Regions from separate parts of the Mus musculus genome. Here regions 2 and 3 are each linked to region 1. Evidence: chromatin loops called from intact Hi-C (ENCODE). Cell type or tissue: gastrocnemius. All regions are shown on one strand.

Region 1 (8,000 bases):
GTATTTACCCAGCTGGCAGAGTGAGGGAAAGGTTTCCTGGTGGGCTTTCCGGATCTTCTCAGTGAGGTCGTCTAGCTCCGCTGTCATCTCATAGCTCTCTGTGCATTCCTGCTTTGAAGGCTCCTTCTTTTTCTTGTTCCTGTCATTCCTAACAGCTGGAAAAGAGAGATGAGAGGATAAAGAGGGTCAGGTTATGCATCTGTGCAATAAATCCCCAACCCCAGCTCTGACTCTTGGAATAAGAGCAGCAAGAAAAGAGGGAGCACTTCACAGCTAGGAAAGGAACCATGCCTGCCTTTCCTAGTGTGCAGTGTGCACACACTTCAGTCTGTGTAAGCTTGACCTGGAAGTCGTTCCCATGCAAGCAGCATGCCTTGAGTGGGAAGGGTCATAAGGGTGGTCTTGAGTGACTGGACTACATGGTCCCTGTCCTGGCTAGTTTTTGCTTGTTTGTTTTGTTTTGTTTTTTGTTTTTTTTTTTACCTTGCCACAAACTAATTTTGGAAGAGAAAATTCAATGGGGAAATGCTTCCATCAGATTGCCTGTAGACAAGCTAGTAGGGCATATCTTGATTAATGACAGATGGATGGGTGGGGCCCAGTTACCCCTGGCGGGTAGTGTTGTACATTATAACAAAGCATGCTGAGCAAGCTACAAAAGCAGGCCAGTAAGTAGCATTCCTCTATGGCCTTCACTTCCATTCTTGGTTCCAGGATCCTGCCTTGATTAAGTTCCTTACATGACTTCCATCACTGATGTACTATTACTTGGAAGATGAAATAACTGAACCCACAAGTTGCTATTATTTATGATATTAACCACAACAAAGAAAATCTGACAAGGACAGGTCCCTCGAAAGGTTGCTTCATAGCAAGTATAGCCTATCTGAATAGTCTCATTTATTTACTTATTTACTTTTCTGGCTGCTACCTGGAAAGATTCTGCTTGAGGATGATAAGACAATTGTTTGTGACCCTTGATGTGTTAGTCTTAGATTTCTCATGTTAACCATACAATATCCCATTACTCAGGTTATTTGAAACATTATGAAACCCTCAGCCAGGACAACTGTTCATGCACGTCTACATTCACAGACACCCAGTTCCAAGTCACTTTATGGGCTACCTGTCTCTGTACATCCTAGCCCAACAAGACACTAGCACACAATATTCAGGCCTCAGAGCTATAGGACAGCCTCCTCCTCCAAGGGCCAGATCTCTTTCTGGCTGTGAGTGAGTGCATGTAAAGCTCTTGGCTAGGGTCACTTGGAAGGAACCTGAAACCCAGGGAGGTAGATAAGTGATACCAGATCACACAGACCCTCCAGGGTGTCAGGACCGAGGCTGCCCGGATATGTATGATGCCAACATGACCTGGGCATGTGTGATGCAAGATGACCCACGGCATAATCTGATCTGCCTAGGAGGATTTGGCTTGGATGTTTCCCTAAGGGCACAGAGGACAACAGGACATGCACTGTCCATACTAGTTCTCAGGCCCTGTGCGGGCAGGAGATGAGGGCAGAGACAGGGAGACATGAAAGTGGAGGCAGAGTGAGGAGAGAGGAGAATTGTTGGAAGTGAGGGCAGCAATGGCAGGGGGTAAGTCAGCACCCGTGTAAGCAGTGCACTGGGGCCACTGCTGGGAAGAAGAGCACGTTGTAGTGTCTTGATACCTGAGCCTGAAGGTTTGACCACAGAACTCATATAATCCTCCTTCAAGGAGGTAGAGCTGACAAGCTCTCTCTTTACTGGATGTAGCGGGGTCTTTGTGTTGGTCCCTTGTAGCTCTGTGGCCAGACAGACCTTCCTTGGAGCTCTGAGGGGTGGGTGAAAGGCCTCCCATTGTAAAGTGTGCATGTGCATGTGTAACGTTGCAGAAGCAGCATGCAATAAGGTGGGCAGCTCAGTGGCAAATTGTGGTTTCTAGGCTCTCCCATGGGGTGGCATTGTGCCAGGGAGAGGATAGTGTATCGCAAAGGCTTGTGTGTAGATATCCTGGGCTCTTGTACTAGACATTACACCCCTCCTTTGACCTCTGCTTTGCCAACAGAGGTAAAAACTAACTAAGCAACAAGTCTTTTCCAAACAGCTTTGAGGAAGGTCTATTGTTTCTCAGAGTTACCATATGACCCAGGACCTCCTGCTCTGTCACACAGTTCAGAGCTAACCTAACAGCAACATGTATGAAAAATGCAAGCGTGATTCTCATCACTCCCAGCACCACCTGCCCCAGTGAGGAGCAGTCCACAAGCTCATCTGTGGGTTGCATATAAACCAAAGGTTCATCAAATGCTGGACTATGGCTTGCTATCAAAAGAAGGACATACTGATGCAATCTATACTGTGGATGAACTCTGAAACTGTGCTGAGCGAAGAGGCCATTTGCTAAAGGCCTTGTAACATACCTTTTCTTTTGTATACAATATCCATAGTCAGACAGTGTGGCTGCGAAGGGTTTGGGTTGGGGGAAGGAGGCTGGAAGTGTTTCTCCTTGAAGAACAGAAGGTGTCTGGAGTCCATAGTGGTGCAGAAGCAATAACTCCATGAAAATAGCACATTTCACATGACTAGTGCCACACTACATGCCTTTTGGAGACTTTCTCAGGACAGTTCTGAGGCCACAAGTCTCTAAACACCTCTGAGCAGAGGCAGAGGACAAATTTCACCTTTGACCCTCAAACACACAGCATATCAGTTCCAATGAGGGGCAACCAGTGCTGTAAGTTCAGGAATCGTAGGTCATAAAACCCCACAGGAGCTGGGGCAGGAGTTCCTTCTGTCTCTAGGGCTCAGAACCCCCTCTCTGCAAGCAGTAGAGGAAGATTTCAGTGGAATATTCAGAAAATCAGAGGAAGGGAGTGACTTCAAAAGGATCAAGCAGGCTTGGAGCCTTCTCTCTAGTAGTTTTTCCCAGAAGGAGATGTGCTGTGTTCCCAAAGTCTCTACCTCTGAATGGAGCTGTTCTAGATCCTAGAGAAATGAAATCTCCTGTGGTAGTGGTGCTGTGTATTATATGTGTGGGTAGTGGTGCTGTGTATTATATGTGTGGGTAGTAGTGCTGTTTATTATATGTGTACTATATGTGTGGGTAGTGGTGCTGTGTATTATATGTGTACTATATGTGTGGGTAGTAGTGCTGTGTATTATATGTGTGGGTAGTGGTGCTGTGTATTATATGTATGGGTAGTGGTGCTATGTATTATATGCGTATTATATGTGTGCGTAGTAGTGTTGTTTATTATATGTGTATTAAATATGTGGGTAGTGGTGCTGTGAATTATATGTGTACTATATGTGTGGATAGTGGTGCTGTGTATTATATGTGTATTATATATGTGGGTAGTGGTGCTATGTATTATATGTATATCATAACCTGTACCTTGGATTGCTTGTTGTAACATGACGGTATCCTCCACTCCTCACAGCAACCTAAATGGATGGGATGGATGGAGATTCTGTGGAGGCCCTGCATCTTGCAGGTAACTTGGCTGGTTCTGAATGTTATGTAGGCTACACTGTGTGTCACCTGTCACACAAAATGATAATGAAGCCCTGTGAAGGATGCCATGGAGAGCTTAGCATGCTCGATGCTGTGTGAAGGTCCTCACTGTGTCTGCAGGCATTCGAGTGAGAGCAATGGTCACAGAGCCCAAGATCCTTCTCCCTGTGGCCTCAGACTTATCTCTCCCCCAAAGCCCCTGGCTGTTGCACGAAGCCACCTATCCACTATGGCCCTGGGGTTTGACAAGCTGCTTTCTCCTTCTGGAGAAGACAGTGGGCATACATGGTCAGTTTGCATCAGAGCCTGCTCCATGCCCCATTGCTCTGAGGAACACAGGAAGGGAAAGGCTTTATTCTACTACCTCCATATTCCCAAAGTTTGACACAGCCCCACCCACAGTGGGCTTTCAGGGACTGTCCTGTGAGTGGCATGGAGATTGGGTGACTTAATATGGGGTGCCATCCATTTTGGGGGCATGTATGTGGCCAGGCAGAGGTCATCTGAGCTGTCCCTTCTCAAAATTAACAACCTTGCTGTCACCTAGTGGTCTGCGGAGGAATCACTGCCTGCCTCTTCGGCAGTGGCCTAGAGGGTGATGTAAGGGTGGGAGTGGCCAGGAGGGTGATGTAAAGGTGGGAGTGGCCAGGAGGGTGATGTAAGGGTGGGAATGTGATTTATGCACCTGTCATAGGACCTGGCCCCATGTTTGCAAAGTGCTTCTTGGAGTAAAGGTGCTTCATAAATATCAGGCATTCTACCCGTGAGGGGCAAAGTGCTACAAATCAGATTTGGTGGCATGAAAGTAACATATTTATGATCCACTATCATATTGCAAATGAAATGAATGTAATAAAAATGCCACTTATACAAATACCTCTGATGTACAGATCCCGACCTATGAATATGAAAACAGACACCCAAGCACTTTTATTTGAATGTCTAATCATGGAAATAAATGAAGCCATGTTCATTTTAATGTGTGCACTTGTGCATGTATCTGGAATATTGATTTTCATGCACATGATAAAAATTTAATGCAGGAAACACAAGAAAGCTGTGAGCTCCACATGGACCCAGGAAGGAGACAGCAGCCCTTTCCTGAAATTTCCTTTTCATCAACAAGAAAAGGCAAAAAGACTTTTTCATATTTAGTTTAGCAAAGGGAGCATAATGGTCTATTTATTCTTGCTTGAAAATTAAAGTCTGAAGCTCACACATCCTCAGCTCCCTGCTAACTGCAAGAATAATGGGTCACAGTTGGTGAGTGAAGCTATCCTGTAACTACTGTACTGGGATGCTCAAGAGAGGAACATGAAAGTGCGGTTTAATCTGAGTTTAAAGACTGTTTTCTGGACTAATTATGTAAATGAACTGCCATGGACGTGACGGCAGGTGGATGTATCACTAATTGTTGAGAGACTACTTTTCCCATAACTTAAGGATCGAGTGGCTGGTGCTCAAGCACTTTAACACAGACAGTCCCAGTGTGAAGTTGGGCTGTGCTGTGCTGTGCTGGGCTGGGCTGGGCTGGGCTGAGCTGGGCTGGGCTGGGCTGAGCTGGGCTGGGCTGTGCTGTGCTGGGCTGTGCTGTGCTGGGCTGGGCTGGGCTGGGCTGGGCTGGGCTGGGCTGGGCTGGGCTTGGCTGAGTTGGGCTGGGCTGGGCTGGGCTGGGCTGGGCTGGGTTGTGCTGTGCTGGGCTTGGCTGAGTTGGGCTGGGCTGAGGTGGGCTGAGCTAGACTGAGCTGAGCTGGGCTGACTTGTTATGAGCTGGACTGAGCTCAACTGATCTGGGCTGAACTGCAAGGTTTCTTCTACTGCACAGTGTCCTTACAGTGGAGGCTGCCTTTTGCCTAATCACTAGTTGGAATTCTCACATACACTAGTTGGAATTCAGACACACAGAAAGGTGAGTGGTGACAGGGTGGATGGTTGGCTTTCTTTCTGTTCAGTATGTAGGTACTGTTGAACCAGCCTGAGGCCAGAGCACCCCAAGTGTACATGGAATGGAATAATCCTTTCATTCCTTGGAAGGAACCTTGATTTCAGCAACTCAAGGTTCCAGCTGTGCTTGTAGAAGGACTTGCAGACTTGCAGAGGTGACTCCATACCTTGCCAAGTTTGAGGCAGCAGTGGGTGTCCAGTGTTCCAGGGAGCAGGCAGGGGGAACTGTCAAAATTCTGTAGATAATTAGTCAACTGCAGAGCAGTCTGGAGGTATTTCAAAAGTTTAACTAGGACCTTCTAGCATGGACCAGCTTTCCAAAGCAACAGAGTGGGCACAGAAGAGCCCCAAATACCAGAATATCCAGAGGCCAAATGGTTCTCAAACTATTTTATACTAATGAGACCATCAAGCCAGTTCCAACATGCTCTTGCCCTTGTGACTTTTAGGCTCTGAGACCTTATCTTTGCACATGAACTTGGTTCCATCCCACTTCAATCCTCCATCCCAGTAGGTGTAGGCAACCTTGTTGGGGCTGCAGGTGGTTTTTGTTTGTTTGTCGTTGTTATCATGCTTACAAGCTAATGGTGTAGGGTACTGAGAATCTCTTTCAGTGACACATGAACTTCAAGAATGGTTTTCAGTTTAACTCTAGAGAAGAGGGCAGAGAAGCGGGTTTGTCTTCCCAGACACGGCAGAAGCTTAAGTAGGAGAGTCAAAAGCTTAAGGCTAGCCTGAGCAATAGTGAGACCTTGTGTCAGCAAGAGCAAAAATTAAAAAAGAAGCCTGGTGCTACAGCATTGTGAGAAAGTGCTCCTTGCATGAGAGGCACTGGGGTTACTCCTCAGGACTGTAAGGTAAACACACACAAATCAGTCACCAACAACTCCCCTACCCACTCCTGCCTGCCGCCGAGGGCCGAGACAACATTCTACTGTGCTGTGCTGTGTGTGTAAGGGCACTGGACACGTGTCATGGGGTGATTGTGGGGACACTTTCCACAATCTTTCCCTCTCACTTGGTGTTCCTTTGCTCTGTCCTCTGGCAGCAAGGGGCTACTTCAGTGACGGTTTTGCATCTCTGACCTTGTGCTTGTAATAGTTGTCTTTTGTAGATGGGAGCTGAGCCATGGCCATAACACATGGCAAGGGACATGGAAGACATTGACCGTGTCTGTGGTCTAGCCATCTGACTCTGAACAAAGGCTCACTCAATACTCAGTTTGCTTTAAAAATTAATTAATTAATTAATTATTATCACTTCCAATTTTTTAATTAGCTATTTTCTTCATTTACATTTCAAATGCTAACCCAAAAGTCCCCCATACCCTCTCCCTGCCACCTCTACCCACCCACTCCCACATCTTGGCCCTGGCACTCCCCTGTACTGAGGCATATAAAGTTGGGTCTCTCTTCCCAATGATGGCCGAGTAGGCCATCCTCTGCTACATATGCAGCTAGAGACACAGCTCTGGGGCTACTGGTTAGTTCACATTGTTGTTCCACCTATAGGGTTGCAAACCCCTTTAGCTCCTAGGGTACTTTCTCTAGCTCCTCCATTGGGGGCCCTGTGTTCCATCCAATAGCTGACTGTGAGCATCCACTTTAGTGTTTGCTAGGCACTGACATAGCCTCAAAAGAAACAGCTATATCAGGGTCCTTTCAGCAAAATCTTGCTAGCATATGCAATGGTGTCAACGTTTGGAGGGTGATTATGGGATGGATCCCTGGGTGTGGAAGTCTCAAGATGGTCCATCCTTTCGTCTCAGCTCCAAACTTTGTCTCTGTAACTCCTTCCATGGGTGTTTTGTTCCCAATTCTAAGAAGGGGCAAAGTGTCCACACTTTGGTCTTTATTCTTCTTGAGTTTCATATATTTTACAAATTGCATCTTGTATCTTGTGTATTCTAAGTTTCTGGGCTAATATCCACTTATCAGTGAGTACATATCATGTGAGTTCTTTTGTAATTGGGTTACCTCACTCAGGATGATGCCCTCCAGGTCCATCCACTTGCCTAGGAATTTCATAAATTCATTCTTTAATAGCTGAGTAGTACTCCATTGTATAAATGTACCACATTTTCTGTATCCATTCCTCTGTTGAGGGACATCTGTGTTCTTTCCTGCTTCTGGATATTATAAATAATGCTTCTATGAACATAGTGGAGCATGTGTCCTTCTTACCAATTGGAACATCTTCTGGATATATGCCCAGGAGATGTATTGTGGGATCCTCTGGTAGTACTATGTCCTATTTTCTGAGGAACCGCCAGACCGATTTCCAGAGTGATTATACAAGCTTGCAATCCCACCAACAATGGAGGAGTGTTCCTCTTTCTCCACATCTTCACCAGCATCTGCTGTCACTTGAATTTTTGATCTTAGCCATTCTGACTGGTGTGAGGTAGAATCTCAGGGTTGTTTTGATTTGCATTTCCCTGATGATTAAGGATGCTGAACATTTTTTCAGGTGCTTCTCAGCCATTCGGTATTTCTCAGCTGAGAATTCTTTGTTTAGCTCTGAGCCCCATTTTTTTCTTTTATGGTGAAAAAAA
Region 2 (8,000 bases), 51 kb after region 1:
AGAAGATTTAGCATTTTGAGATACGTTTTCTAAGCCCTATTCATTTTTACAAATGTGGGAATAATTTGTATGTGCTTTCTATTTACCTTTTCTATGACAACAGGGTGAGCTTTTCTTAGATGAAAAACAAACATTTCTTTTATCATCAGTCTTAGGAAAATGCAAATGAAAACCACAATTGCTGCACACCTAATATTGTCTAAGATTAAGAAACCAAATTCCAAGCTTGGCAAGGTGTGGAGAAACTGGAATACTCCCACTCTTGGTGGGATGCAAAATGGAAATGACATTATATATAGTCTAGTTGATCACCTTTTATTCAAATTAACATGTCTCTTCTATGACTGAGTAATTCTATTCTTGGGTAAACTTACAAGAAATAAGTACCTATACTCCCTTCCCCCAAAATATATCAGATACAAAGATGGCAGCTTTATTCATGATAAATCCAAATGGAACCCCCCCCCCAGTATCAATTAAAGTGAAAAGCACAAAGATGTTAAGTAGACTATTACTGAGTACTGTATACAAAAAGTAGTATACAAAGAGTTTATACAAGGGTTGGAGGGATGGTATGGGGTTTAGAGCATGCACCACACTTGTAGAGGACTTGACTTTGTTCTAACACCTATGTTAGATGTCTCACAACCACCTATAAGTCCAGATCCCAAGGGATCCAACACTTTCTTCTGGCTTCCCTCCATACCTGCACTCAATGTGTATACAGAACAAATCAAGGACTATAGTATGGTCCACACCGGAAGCATTCAAAACTGCAAGTGAAATGGAGCCTTAAACCATAGACAAGGACACAAGACAGGGAGACAAAAATTCCTCCTGAGTAGGGTGCAGTGCTCCAGCCAATAATCTCTGTGATTTGGAGGCTGAGGCAGAGGATTGAAAATGCAAAGCCAGTCTTAGCAGTGTGTTAGGTATTAGTCTCCGTTACGCAGTGAGACTTGGTCTCAGAAGAGCAGAGGGGAGAGGGCGAGTACTTGCTTTGCACATGAACAGGTCTAAGTTCCATCCCAACCATAAACAGCACCTGAAGAAACTATTTAAGGGGAGAAGCTCTAGAGACATGACGCCATGTTCTTGGAGACAGCTACTACCCTACAGGACAAGGAGGTGTGGCTCCCCTGGCCCCTTTGTGGCTGTAGTGGGAGGTGTGGCTCCCCTGGCCCCCTTTGTGGCTGTACTGGGAGCTGAGACTGACAGTGTACAGCTCCCCACAAGGCTCCTAGGTGTTTCTTTAAAGGCAAGATCCTCTTTCTCAGGGTAACACCATTCTCAGCTCCATCATAGGGATTAGTTTTTCTTTTTAATCTTCATGAAAATGCTATCCCAGAGTTCCACAGAATATTTATCCTCCTTTCTGAACTTGTGCATTCAGTACAATGTATCTTTTTTTTTTTTTTTTTTTTTTTTTTTTTTTAATATTTTTTATTAGGTATTTTCCTCATTTACATTTCCAATGCTATCCCAAAATTCCCCCATACCCTTCCCCCCACTCTCTTTTTTTTTTTTTTTTTCATTTTTTTTTAATTAGGTATTTAGCTCATTTACATTTCCAATGCTATACCAAAAGTCCCCCTTACCCACCCACCCCCACTCCCCTACCCACCCACTCCCCCCCTTTGGCCCTGGCGTTCCCCTGTACCGGGGCACACAAAGTCTGCGTGTCCAATGGGCCTCTCTTTCCAGTGATGGCCGACTAGGCCATCTTTTGATACATATGCAGCTAGAGTCAAGAGCTCAGGGGTACTGGTTAGTTCATAATGTTGTTCCACCTATAGGGTTGAAGATCCCTTTAGCTCCTTGGAGTACAATGTATCTTATCCATAAAGTTGGTTCTTTTCCACTGCTGTGTGCATCACAACATTTGACATGTCACAGTGTGTGAATATCTCTGTGTGTGTGTGTATATGTGTGTGTGTGTGTCTGTCTGTCTGTGTGTGTGTGCATGCATGTGTTGGTATATTAGGCTATTCATTTCTTTTGTATAGATAGCTAGGAGTAGCATTCTGTCATATTTGACTTTAGAGAACAAAGCCAAATGGTTTCGTTTGATTTATATTTCCTCCAGCCACAAATAAGGTTTCTGTTGATGTCACCTCTCACCAACTCTCCCCTTGTAGGTCTCTATAGGGTAGTTTCAACTGATGACATAATGTTATTATAAGGAACACATAGCCACCGAGAAGATACTATTAATGCCTTCTAAAGACCATCCTGAGGACTGTGGAGAAGGCCATTTCCAAGTGTCTGTTGGTCCAGGATCCCAGCAGGAGCCCTGACAGTCCTCTCCCTAAGCTAACCACCAGCAGCATGAGTTACTGGGGACACGTACACATGAGGCAGTGATGTTTTTGTCTTCAGGGAGTTCAAAGTTCACAGGCTCCACAGCCAAGTTTCCACTCAGTTGAAAATTGTTCCTACACACAGGCAACAAATGGGAACCTCAACATTGCACACTTGATTCTCCATCAAACCTGGACCTTCCCGGTCTATTGGTCTTCTCTGAGAAAGTATGCTACTAAATCACTCCATTTTGAACAGGCAGTGAAATTTCTCAGTACTGTTTTAATATTTACTGTTGCAAAATCAAAATACAGTTAGAAATCAGATTGAGTGATGGGGTATGTCTTGTCCCCACAAATAAAAATGGACAATGGTGATATAGTCCTATAATGTAATATTTCTGTCCTACAATCACCTTGAAAATAAAACTTTCTGCTTTATTAAACCATGAAGGGAGGGTACACAGGTAAAATGCATTATGGGGCATTCAGGAGGAAAGTTCTCGTGAACAAATGCAGTGCTTGCTTTCCCTGGTTCCAATATTGAACATGCCCACCGCTGCTCCACCAGCTCTTCAGGTAATTGCTCAATTCTGCACTCTGGCAGGAAAGGCAGAGTATAGGAGAAGCGAGCTGAGATAATCAATATTTTACAGTGGCAGGAGGAAGGGCTAAGGCTGAGTGTGGTGTGCTTCAAGAGGAGACACTCTAGACTGCTCTGTGCATGGCTTTATTGAGCAATTAAGTTGCCACCCTCCAGAGAGCTGCTGTCATCTGAGGAGGTACTTCTGGGCTTCTTTCACCCCCCTCCCCCAGAACCCAGGGGCCAAAGGAGAACTCCTGGTTGCTACTTTCATGGAGGTGTTTGTTTCCAAACACAGGCCATCTGCCAGCTATTTTTGAAGCACTTGCATATTTGCCCAGCCAGCTCTCTGTGCTGAGAATTATATTTGGTCACAGGGGTTTTTATCAACGTCTATTTAGAGCAGAATGAAAAATAGCTCAAGATGAAATCAGTGTTTCCAGCCAAGATTATGAGCTGCTCCTTCCTTCCTACAGGGTGGGCATTTGGTCTCCTTCTCTTTTCCCTCTCCTATTCCAAAACTGCCTGCTGCCTTTCTTTAGAGTGTCCAAGTTTAACTGGTACTACTTCCTTAGCAGAAGTATACAAAATATTCGTGTACCTAAACAAATTATAGATTTAACAATGTGCTGGGTTGGCATGCAGGTTTAAGTGGAGGCAAGTGTGTCCTGTGGGAACCAACTGAATGGTGCTCTCTGTTGCTACCCACCATGGAATGAGTACCAAGACATCATTTCCTACGGGAGCTTCTGGAGGAACAGGAGAGACAAAAGTGGCTCAATGTATCAGTGAAGTTTAATATTTTCTTGAACTCACATTTTATTTGAAATCTGTGTGATTTAAATCTCCAGCTTTTGGGAAGATGAGTGAAAACCTCCTAAGTGAGAATCTCTAGTTTGGAAGCTTGCTTTCTTACCAACCTATTCCATGTTCTGCTAAGTGCAAGGTCCTGGGCCCAGACTCCCCAGGTTTAGAGCCAGCATAGTGGCAACAATGGGAGGGTGTCACTTGCCTGTCTGACTGTTTCTCTGGGGTTTGAATGCCATCTCAATAGAGGTGTCACTAGTTTTCATTGCATCACAGAGAGGAGGCAGTAACCCATGCATGCCCCCTGTTGCCTGCAGTTGGATCTACTTGGACCCTTGTTCACAACACAGGGTGGAGGCAGCCCAGAGAGAAAGCAGGGGAAAACACTGCAAGAAGAAAACACAGCACAGACTTTGAGGCTATAGTAAATACGGGACGCATTGAGTTGTGGTGTATGTCATGAGGCAAGAGGGTGGCAGGGTGTCAAGATTAGCTTCTTCTGGACACCCCTCAGCGGCCGCACTGGGATCTCCTCATGTAGAGATACTTGTGACTGATCTGTGAGTCACGAGGAGTTATCAGTCCTGATACAGCATCAGTTGGTTTCGGGTGGAAGCTCTGTCATGGCTTAGGAGTACCTACTACCTCTCTTTGTGAGTATAGAGCTAAACCTTTGGGGGCAAATTTCAGATTCAAGAGAAGCTTTTCCTTTGAGTACATGGCCTGTGGGGTAGCCCAGAGCATTTGCTGCTCTGTGTAGTCACAGCACTGCTGATGGCACGTGCTACTCAGTGGTGGCCAGGTACACCAGCACCATGGCAGGAAGAATAGAAGATGGCATTGATGCTTAGCTTAGTTCTGTTTTTAGCATCTGCCTCGTTTCACTGTCTACCCCTCCTCACAACAGCCACAAATCTGATCTTATCTTCAGGCTATAAATGCCCCAAAGCCTGAGGCCCAAGATATTATGGAATTTGGCAAGGTTACATAGATCTGGGTTTTGAGTGTGACCTGAACCCAGTCTGCCCAAGAGTCTGCTGTATGATGTCACACTGCCAGGTTGCTCCTGGGAAGGTAGAGGCATGCTGCAACTGGATGTCCCCTACAGGTCTCACATTGCATCATCTGTTCACTTGATGTTGTTCCTGCACTGATGTTCAGCCCCTGTACATATGCACCTACTCTGTTCCTTGCTTATATTAACTATCATGTGACCAAATCCTGAAGGTCCAAAAAAGGTAAGACCTGGGCCAGAGAGATACAGAGAGATATCTCAGAAGATTGGGTATTAGATGTGCAAGTATAAGGAACTGAGCTTGATCCCCAGCATCCCTTAAAAGGTGGCACTGAATTGTGTATGGCATCCCAATGCTGCATATATGTCATCACAATCCCAAAGCTGCATGTATGGAATCCCAGTGATGCATCTATGTCATCATCATCCCAATGCTGCATGTATGTCATCATCATCCCAATGCTGCATGTATGTCATCATCATCCCAATGCTGCATGTATGGCATCATCATCCCAATGCTGCATGTATGGAATCCCAATGCTGCATGTATGGAATCCCAGTGATGCATCTATGTCATCATCATCCCAATGCTGCATGTATGGTATCATCATCCCAATGCTGCATGTATGGAATCCCAATGCTGCATGTATGGAATCCCAGTGATGCATCTATGTCATCATCATCCCAATGCTGCATGTATGTCATCATCATCCCAATGCTGCATGTATGTCATCATCATCCCAATGCTGCATGTATGTCATCATCATCCCAATGCTGCATCTATGGCATCATCATCCCAATGCTGCATGTATGGCATCATCATCCCAATGCTGCATGTATGCCAGGAGCATCCCTGGGGCTCACTGCCTAATTAGTCAAGCTAAATTGTAAGCTCTTAGTTCAGTGATGGATCTTATCTCAAAAATAAGATGGAGAGCAATTGAGGAAGACAATCAACATACACCTATGGCCTTCACATGCATGTTCACATGTACCCCATACACATGTGTACATACATATACGAACACACAGAAATTCATGCTCAGATACCATTCATTCTCAAGTTTGCAATTGCTCTGAAGATGAAGAAGGCTCTGTAAGACAAAGGCAGCCCTGTGAGGAAATAGCCAAGGAGTGAGAACTACAGATTCTAGCCCTGGGACCTCTCAGTACATACACCAGGACTCCTCAAACACTAATACTTCTAGGACCATCTTCCTGGTATTTCACAGAGTAACACTTCTTACAGTTTTGTCTCCAAGTGACTTTATTTACTAGTTACTTAAAATGCAGAGGATGTGTGTGCATGGCCACTGTAGGGAAGACAGTATTATCATTTGCCATAAGTAGAAAAAATCAGGTTTTTCAGATCAGATTAATTGTTTAGTTTTGCAAGTAAAATTTTATTGGAAGAAAACCACACTCAAGATACAAGAGACTCCAAGGGTTCTGCCAAGCCTAAAATACTTACTCTGTCACACTTAAGAAAGTTTGCAGGCTTCTGAAGTAGATCCAACCAGTCTCTGTTAGGCTTTGATACCCTCCTCTGTGTGTTACTGAGATCAGGAGAGACCAGGGAGGTATTAATTAAGGTTGTCCAAGCATTGTTGAGACTGAAAGCTTAAATGAGGACTGCACAGGGAATAAGGCTCTCTATGGGACCCGAAGCTCTTCCAGGCAAGTCAGAGCCTTCAGTTACTATGTAATTTTGTGCAGAGACTGTGGTTAGAGAAACACTGTAGCAGTTTCTTAGCTTCAAGACACCATAGTGGTAACCTGGTGATTTCAGGAATGGATTCCCACAGGAAGATGAGAGACAGGAGAAGAACAAGCCAGAACTGCATCACCTGAGAAGTGAAGTGTGGCTAAAAGAATCTTGAACATTGGAAACCACCAGTGTGGCTTCAGGAAGTGTGACTGCTAACTTTCCTGTGGTGGTGCCTGGATGTGGAATCATCTCAGAGGCACCCCTCTGGGTATAAGGGTGTGTCTAGTGGGGTTTGCCTGAGGTGCAAGTGGGCAGTACCGCCGTCTGAAGGGAAGTAAATACCAATCTAAAGAGGAAAAGAGACGCTATCTGAAGGCCAGCACTCCTGCCCCTGCCTTCTGATTGGCCGGGATGTGAGCAGTCAGCCTTACACTTCCACCATCCCAGGGGAAAGCAGCTCCCTTCACACTGGCTTCCCTGCCTGATGAATTCTATTCTCTTAGACTGAAAACCAAAATAAACCCTCTTCCACTGAGTTGCTTCTTGTCATGCATTTAGTTATAGCAAAAAGAAAGGTAATACAGTCTGGCCTCTGGACCTCAGAATACAGAATCCCTCTTCCTGTCCGTTGTCCCACCCTGGATGACCCACAGTTCCCAGAGTTGCATTTTAGATACACGTTTTAGTAAGGACACTCAGTGCCCTTTCTGGGCAGCAGGCTGCATTAATATCCTCCCCTAGTGCTTTCTCATGCAGCTGACTGCATGAGCAGTCCTGGGGAGGAGAACCAAGTGTGGATAACAGGTTCCTGCAGAGGGAGAGGGAAGGTACCAATCCAGCCAAGAGAGGATGGTGGCAGAAGGGATGATAGCTCAGCATTCACAGTCAGGTGGTAGGTTTCACACTACCTGAGAGACTGATGACAGACCACACTTCATTCTAACTGACCTAGGAAGAGATACTTGGAGCTGGGTTCTAGGACACTCAGATACTGTCCCATCATCTGGTTATACATTTTGGTAACTCTAGGCAAATGAGCCTTGGTGAGCAGGAGCCAGGGAAGGCAGGCATTCCCTTTAGAAATGAGGCTCATAAGTTTTGCTTTTGGCACTTTAGCAAAATATTTTTGGGGCCGTGCATCTACCCAGTTTTTCAAAGATCTCCCACAAAGAGAGGCTCTCACTTTGATCTCCTAATGCCTCATCCAGGTTGTGGTTATATCCACCAGCATGAAGCTGTCATCTCCCAACAAATGGAAAGAAAATGGCTGTTTCACACCTATTGTACAGCAAGCACAACATTAAATGCTCACACCTGTGCTCCACAGGGCCCTGTAATGTGGCAGAAGAGTCCTCATGTCAGAGCATCTGGGGCAGAAGGACAGCTAAAGAGCTGCCTGCTCTGAACAACTCAAATCCCAGGGGCTTTCTCACGCTCTGGCCTGCTGTGTGGTACGAGTGCCCATTCCCCTAAGGTGGAGCTGAAGCAAGTGCCCGCTCTCAGGAGAGACCAGCAGTGGTGAGACTCTTGTAGGTAGAGTTACAGGAACTTGGATGCTTCCTTTAGTCTGAGAGTCACCTGCTCATG
Region 3 (8,000 bases), 140 kb after region 1:
GTTGACAACCAGGAATAGCTATTACACTCTCTCAAAATATATGGCGGGAAGCCCCTGAGGAATAACATCCCAGGTTGTTGTCTGGCTCCCATATGTACATACACATACATGTGCACACATGTGTGCATGCAGATACTCAGAGTAATATCACAGAATACTAGGAATGAATGAACCTAAAATGTGTGCAAATAAATGACATAAAAAAAAAACCTGTGTGAAGGAAACCAGAAATATGTAAAAAGGCACAACTCTATTCATACAAATTCAAGAAAAAAAGTCTTATTGGTTTCTGTGATTAGAATTCAGGATGTGGTTCAGGAGAGGGTCAAGACTAAAAGATGAACAATCTCTGACATGTTCAGTTTCTTGACCTGGTTGAATGTTTGTGTACCCTTGGGATAAAAAAAAAAATCTAAGCCTGACCTAATGATGTGTGTGCTTTCTCCCATAAATATCATTTCAATAAAAGTGTTTAGTTAATAAATAAAGAGTAGATGGGACAGGTGACTCACAGATTGTTAAAAACCCTTAATTGGTCTTTTAGCTAAAACATTTCGATGAAACTACCCTAGGAAGGGCTGTAAGATGCTAAAGGGATCCAAGCAGCAGCAGCAACATTGAGTGCAGTAACTAGAATCCACCATTTAATTCTAAAGTACAAAGAGCATCTTGCTAGCATCCATGCAACTAGGTCCCCTTGGTTAGTAGCAAGAGACAATAACACTTAAAAATAACCCAAAGCCTTAATATTTAAAAATATTTTGTTTACATTTTAAATTAATATCAGAGTAAGAAAAAGCAGAGAATGGATGGAACAGAGAGCAGAGTACAAAAGAAAAATTAAATGTGCTTTTTCCTTGAGGTAATTGTCCACTGTCAATTCCCCACCATGAGTCACCTTGACCACAGGGCATTATTACAAGATAACAAAGCCCATTAGACAATGGAGCATCATTACTGGAGAGTGACCCTTTCAATGATTCCTTAAACAGAGCTCCTTCTGTCATTCCTGGGTGACAGATAATTCTCTATGACAGCTGCTACCTCCTTCAAAAATCCTGTGCTCCTAGACATACAAACATACTGTCCTGCCCTTCTTTCCCAGAGACCTCTTAGTTCACTCAGAGTTACCCGTGTATCTTTTGCACTTCTGGATAGTTTGAATTGCTCCCCTGACACATCATCTTTGGATATCTGTTCTGTCAGAGAGGGCTCCTTCCCTGTACCACCTGACTCAGATATTGACTCTCTCAGCCAGGCAGCAGGAATGTTAGAATCTTTGGAAGAACTGTTTTTTTGTTTTTGTTGTTGTTGTTGACAGGGAGGGGGGGGATCATGTCCACCAACATTAGAAAATAATTCATAAGACATGTGACTCTGAGCTCATAATGTAATTCCTTCTTGCACACATGTGTAAAGTGTCACTATGCACTATATCTCTCAAGACTCAGAGTCTGTATATGGAGAGAAGAATAGATTTTGTCTTGTGCTGGATTTTGCCAAGCATCAAGAGTATCTCTCAGAAGGTCATGCTATTCCCTCACCCTCCATGCCAGCCTGAGTTGTGACTGTCACTGTCACACTGGTCATCCATAAAGTCATGACATCTGGCTTTGCCCACCTTAACCTCCAGTGTGGGCAGGCACAGCTCTGACATATTAAAACACAAATGACTCTATCATAAATACCCTTCCTTTGTGTAGGTATCTCTGAACCATCCCATCTTCAGACTTTGCACAGGTAGAGCTTAGACCCTGTAAGCTCCATCACATTAGGATCTGGGACATTCTGTAAGCTCCACCACAGTAGGCTCTGGGGCACACTGTAAACTCCACCACAGTAGGCTCTGGGACACACTGTAAGCTCCATCACAGTAGGCTCTGGGATACACTGTAAGCTCTGTCACAGTTGTCTCTGGGATGTGCTGGGCATTTTGGGATGTGCTGGGCTTCATTACTAAACAAAGGACTGAGATCACTGACTTAGAGAAACAGCTCTGATTCCTCTGAAAATTGTTCAAATGCCTCAGTAAGGTCTTGACTTCTTGTGTCAAATGCAGGTCTGACCTTTGCCTGCTGTGCAGCAAATATTTACCAATGGCCCTCTGAAGAGGTCGTGGGGAGAGACAAGCTGCTCCCAGATGCATATGCTGTCAATATTTGCTAAGGCCAGTTTCAAGAATGTAATAGTATGACGTCACTGCCCCTGGAATTGAGATGAAATACTCCAAGTTCATTGGAATGAGTTTACCTAGGTGAGGTTATCAGTTCTCTTTACATAGCCCATTATTTGCTAGGGGACTCCAAAGTAATTTTGGGGATCATAAACAAATAAACCAAGAACAAACAAACAGAGTCCAAATTCGTATGGCAAAGAAATTGACATCACTAGCTCAGATAGGTCTCTGTTCCAAGATTAAAGAGAAAATGAAGTCAAGAAATAAATCAAATAGTACTTTACAGGGCCTGTTGACATCAGGAGAAAATGTCTGTGTAAAAGAGCTATCATTTTCACGTGGGAGCCACATGACATGACAATGTGTTTGTAGTGTTATTTCCACCAATGTGGATAGATGTGTGGCTCCAAGAAAGGACAATCCCTGCTAGATATGTGACACTGAGGAAGGGTGTCCCTGCCAGATGTTTGCTCATAGTACAAAATCTCATATGCCGCTCTTCCAGAAGATCTGGATTTGGTTCTCAGCATCCACATGGCTCATAATCATATGTAACTCTAATGACAGGATATGTGAGGTCCTATTCTGGCCTCTAATGTACTTACATATGGGAAAAAGTCCATACACATGAAATAAAAATAAATCTTTAAAGAAAAAGAGACAGAATGGTGAATAGATCACTGCTAAACTATGCTCAGAGAATAGATGAAAGCAAACATGGACTAGTATAAGAGCTAGTCAATCAAAGCTAAAAAAGAGATCAAGATTTACATGATGGGAAAACTGAGGTTTCATTTGTCTAGGACTGAAAGTGGTATATGTCCAATGTTTCTGAACTCAGCCATACAAAGGGATCAGGAACCTTCTGCGCTGTGTATGATGAACAGTGGAACTTCCCGACAGTGGATGTGGGGAAGATCAGTAGTAAAGGAAAGATTTTGCACAGTTTATAGACTTCATACCTCTCTATTGCTTTTGAGTCTTTATGCATTTTAAATACAGTTCTAAATTAGAGGTACTGCTGTCTTGTGTTAACAGGGATAGTATTGTGCTACTTCATATTCTCCATTAAGTCTAAATCTTCAGCCTCTCAGACAAGACCCTCCAACGCTGCAGAGTTAATACCCTTTGACTAAAGGCTTGAGTATGTGATGGATGTATTCAGATACACACAAGGTTTGCAGTGGCCAGCAGCCAAGAAAATATGCAGCTCCAGCAGATGATGCATATGGAGCGGGAGCTGAGCATGGGCATTGAGCAGAGTCTCACTGACAGATGCTCAGCGACAGGTCAGTCAGCTGGATGTTCTCCTGGGAGAGTGGCCAGACCTAGGTGAAATAATTTTTTTGTAACGTCAGTGGAAGATATTTCTGAGTTACACATTTTTCTGTGGTATTGAGTAGTGAACTCATAATAATGGACTTAGGCTGCTGTGACCATGGGGTCCCAGGTTGCCAGATGGAATCAGAAAGAACCTGCTTTGCTAATACTTTTCTGTTGAGCACGTAGCAGTATCAGTTGATGTCATTCTTTAAATGCTACGGTGGCATTTTTGTTTTTTCTGCTGTGGCTTGGTGTACATCGCTGTGCATTGTGGCAGGTCTTCCTAGAACAAGTCTCCTGTGGTAATGGAGTTACCAATGAGGCATAACTTAAGCATCCTTCTGGCCACTGTGTGTAATATGTCCTGGTTGTTCAGAGTCTATGATGAGTCTCATCGAGAAACTGTGGGAGAAGCAATCAGTTCCATGTAGCTGGCAAAACATGACACACACTTGTGTCTAGGATTGAGTCCCCAGAAGCAGATGCTGAAGTGAGGTTTGGAATGGAAGTCACATGGAGAACCCAGAAAGCTGCCGTCAGGAAATGAAGAATGACCGTAGGGAAGGAAGCCAATGCAGGAGACAGTGCAGAATGGTCTCAAAAGCCATCTCCTCAAGAGACAAGGTGGCATGAGGGTTTATTCACCAATTCCCAACCTAGTACTGTAGGAGCTGCTAAGTTTTCTGATGCTCCCAACTTCTATTGGATGAAGACAAAGGATTTTCTAGTGCTCAGGAGCAAAATTCCTCAGGTGGAGAACTGAAAATTCACAATAAGTAGTTTTTAGCAGGAGAAGGGAGGTGGAAAGATAGGAATAGGACTGTGACACTATCTACATCAGTGTGTGTGTGTGTGTGTGTGTGTGTGTGTGTCTGTCTGTCTGTCTATGTGTCTGTGTGTACATGTGTATTGTGTTTATGTGTGTGCTCTGTGTGCATGTGTGTGAGTGCACATGTGTGTATGTATGTGTGTGAGTGGGCCCTAGTGCATGTGTGTCCATACACAACAATATAAAAGTGAAAGATGTTGTATAACACACCAAAAAGGGGAAGTGACCACAGTCAGAGTGTGAGACAGTATCCTCAAAGGTGTGGGAAAAAGCTCTCTAAAGACAAAGTGGAGATAAAATGATGAATATGATCGTGCTTTTGACTGAGACCCCATATTCCACAGAATCTTTTGTCTTTTTATAGATAATGAAATGTCTCCTCCACAGTATTCAAGGCAATAGTGTTCTCATGGTATAGATGAGGAAACTAAACTGCAGTTAACATGTCCAAAGCCCGCGTGAGGAGTGGCAACTCAGAGTTTACAATCAAGCCTTTCTAACTACAAATTCTGTGTTCTTTGGTCTGCACATTGGTCAGCCAACCTGAAGCAAGGCTGGAGCAGGTATCAGTTCTATTAAAGTTCATCTCAAACATGGGGTCACAGGCAAAGAAGAGCCACCAAAGGTACCATGAAGACAGAAGTACACAATAAGTCTCATGAAATATCCTGGGAACGGTAGTATGGAAAGTCATTTAAATTTAAAAGCAATCATATGAGGTAGAAATGCAATATACAGCTATGAAACACAGCCATTATTGTGGCTGGAAATATCATGCATAGCTGTGAAACATGGTGCTCACTCTGGGTAGAAATGCTGTATACATGTGAAACACGGCACTTCCTCCAGAAACTAGTGCTGGGCTTTGATCTCACTATGCTCAGTCGAGGCATTGAACAAGGAGACCTGGCAGTGGAGGCTGTGCCTCTGCCTTCCTCTTCACTGTTGCTTGGGCTCTGACTCTAAGGCATAATCCATGCAGCCCTGTTGTGGGCTAGACTGCTCCCCTAATTCACATGTCCAAGTTCAGAGTTCTGATGTCTCTAAATACACCTATATTTGGTAGCCTGATCTTTGAATGGGAGCATTAATTAAAGGGGAGACACTAAGCCTCACAGGAAGAGAAGGGCATGGAGTGGGTGCTTATTCATGTCTGAAGGCTCAGTCATATAAGGAGAGTCCTGATAACTGGCAGCTGCAAAGCCAGGCAGAGACCTCAGAAGAAATGAGCCTCTGCCTCTTAGACTTCTTGGACTGGGATCCCAGCCTTTAAATGGAGATAACATATTATGTGGTTTAAGCCACAGTGTGTGAGATTTTGTTAGGGAGCTACACTGACTGATGAACTTCCAGATGAAATCTGGCTACTGCTTCAGAGTGAGTGCCGTTCCCACTCAGAAGAGGATTTTATTCTGAGTGGACCCAGGCAGGGACACAGCCACACCACCAGCAAGAGCAGACATCCTCAGCTGTGGCCACGGGTCATGCCATCCTCTGAGACTCCTAGCCTTTCTCCTCAGCTTCTAGCTCCTCTAAAGCTCCTTAGCTACATCTGCCTCGGTGTTGTCCAGGGAGCCAGCACTAGTAATGCCTTTGAATTCTCTGAATTGCTTGGCAAACAGCACAGTCAATAGTACTACAGCATCAGTCACATGGGACAGCTAGGTACCCAAGATATGCACAATAACGAGAAGGAACAAAAAGTTTTCAGCAGCCACACACAGCACCAGCACAGGGTCGAGTGGCAGGTCTGGCCCATTCTGGATGTAAACCTCTTCAGAATCCATAGTGTGGTCCAGAGAGGGTAGAGGCGATTTGGGGTAAGAGACTTTTGCATCACTACCCTGATCAACTCGACTTATGTGGTTACAAATTTGTCTTGAACGCCTGGCAGGAGATTCCTTGATGATCTAGTACCTCAAAAGTGAAACTTTTCCATCAATTTTGTGGGTTTCACTGCATGCAAGTTTCAGGTCTAGCCAAGAGAATACAGGAACAGCTAAAATATTATAGGCTTGATCTCAGAGAACCAGAACTTAATCAACATTGCAGATTTAAAAGAAAAAAATATTAATTACCCCACCCCCCAGTTGGCCTTCAGGGATCAAGGGCTGTGTCAGTGGTAACCCCCAGTTCCTTGGGTTTCCAGAGAGTCAGTTTTCTTTTCCATAGATAGGAAAAGGGTAGAGTAAGTGCTAGGTGGGCATAGACGCACTTGCATTACTAAAAAAATTACAGTAAGCAAATATGTACCCGGAGCAGCTGGCAACACCTAGAGTGGGTGTGGAAAAGGACCTGGAAGTCCAGTTTAGAAGGACAAATTGTTCACATTGCCATGGGATTGGGGTGTGAGCTTTTCTCCTTTAGCAATATTTGAAAATCAAAGTAGTTATTCTTGGGTCTGCCTGCCACCCTCTGCCATTCTACATCCTGAGGAACTTGGAGGTGATAGGTGCTCAGAAAGTTTAAGCACCCACTCAAAGGTTCCTCTTCACTTTCCAGAGATGAATAAAAAGGAGAGAGCTTGCAGAATTTCAAATTTTACCCTGATCCAATTTTCCCTGTTCCTTAAAAAACGCAGGTAGCTGCCTCAGCCATGTTCTCCCTTGTTTGATGTGTCCAGACACTTGAGATCCTGGGTGGCTGCATAGCCTGAAGGAGATGAGCCCTACTGGGCAGCATTCTCACCTGAACATGTGTACCTATGTGTGTGTGCCCGTGGTCAGCCTTACTGGAATGAATGCAAGCAGCAGGCTGGCCCCTCCAAAGTGTGGAAAGAAAGCTCTGGGACATTTCATTAGGAGAGGGGTCCTTGGAAAGTGTGAGCTAACAGAAACCACTGGAAAAAGGGTCAGCAATTCAAGACACCAATGAAATGTTGACAAACACCATGCCTCCCTCTTCCTTCAAATCTAAACCAAGCCATTGAAGCAATAGCAATTTGCAGCAGGATCAACCTGGTCCAAGACTGGGCCTCTCCCACTTCTCATCAGCCTCTGAAAGGCCAGGAAAAAGAAATCCTGAAAGGCGCAGTAACATTTTAAGTTGCTTCTTCCAGGCATAACCAGCTCCTGGGAAACATAAGTTCATCTCTTTCTTTCCTTCCCTCACCCTCTGCTTCCTTTCTCCAAGTAATGTACAGTCTGCAAAAACTGTCATCCTTTTGTTTTAATAGAGACCATGCCTAACTTCTCAGAAAAAGAAATGGAAACACCAGGGCTTCTCCCAGCATTCAAAGCAAGCTGTCCCAGGCAGCCGTCAGGACTTATAAGAGATCTGAAAAAGTCATTAGGATGGTCACATGGTTTGGGATATAGTTTCTTCTCATTTCAAAACAAATTAAAAACATTAAATCACAGAACTGAAATTTTCATTTTGGTTCTGGTTCTGATGTTAAGCTGGGGTCATGGCCCTGGCTTCATCTGCTGGGATTGCTTTGGTTTGGATGGGAAGGTGAGGCAAAGTTCACTGGCAGCCACTCTGTCCAGCCTCTCTCACAGAACAGAGCCGACCATTAGTGCTGGAGGAACAGGCCTGGAGTTCAGGTTCCACTTTAGTGGCGCATCAACCTCAGGATGTGCAGTAGTTCCTCTTTGATGGTCTTCCTGTCTTTCTGGAAATTCAAATATGAAAATAGATGTTTTTCTCTATGCCTCCTTTGCTCTTTCCCAA

What was found. Peaks named below come from ENCODE experiments on the same cell type or tissue, not always from the same donor. Only the 100,000 strongest peaks of a DNase experiment are listed, where the experiment ranks them.
Region 2: a loop joins it to region 1, with 2.3 times the contacts of the local background. A loop is called at or near these places in 2 of 42 quality-filtered maps.
Region 3: it touches region 1 in a loop (2.2-fold over the local background); 2 of 42 quality-filtered maps call a loop at or near these places.

The regions. Positions count from the first base shown.
Region 1 is chr14:16,443,684-16,451,683 of GRCm38, forward strand. Rarb (retinoic acid receptor, beta) reads right to left here. Exons shown (of 8, transcript NM_011243.2): 4 at 1-155. Among named protein-coding and RNA genes, the nearest start is that of Top2b, 82 kb to the left of the region's middle. In gastrocnemius, a CTCF peak has its summit at 4,062 (motif pointing left); DNase peaks (open chromatin) are centred at 1,954 and 4,083; H3K4me3 peaks cover 1,278 bases; H3K27ac peaks cover 3,483 bases.
Region 2 is chr14:16,494,362-16,502,361 of GRCm38, forward strand. The region is part of intron 3 of Rarb (retinoic acid receptor, beta); the gene reads right to left. Among named protein-coding and RNA genes, the nearest start is that of Rarb, 77 kb to the right of the region's middle. In gastrocnemius, no CTCF peak of the experiment used is centred here; no DNase peak of the experiment used is centred here; H3K4me3 peaks cover 356 bases; H3K27ac peaks cover 3,868 bases.
Region 3 is chr14:16,585,940-16,593,939 of GRCm38, forward strand. It overlaps a transcript of Rarb not described here. Among named protein-coding and RNA genes, the nearest start is that of Rarb, 14 kb to the left of the region's middle. In gastrocnemius, no CTCF peak of the experiment used is centred here; a DNase peak (open chromatin) is centred at 3,393.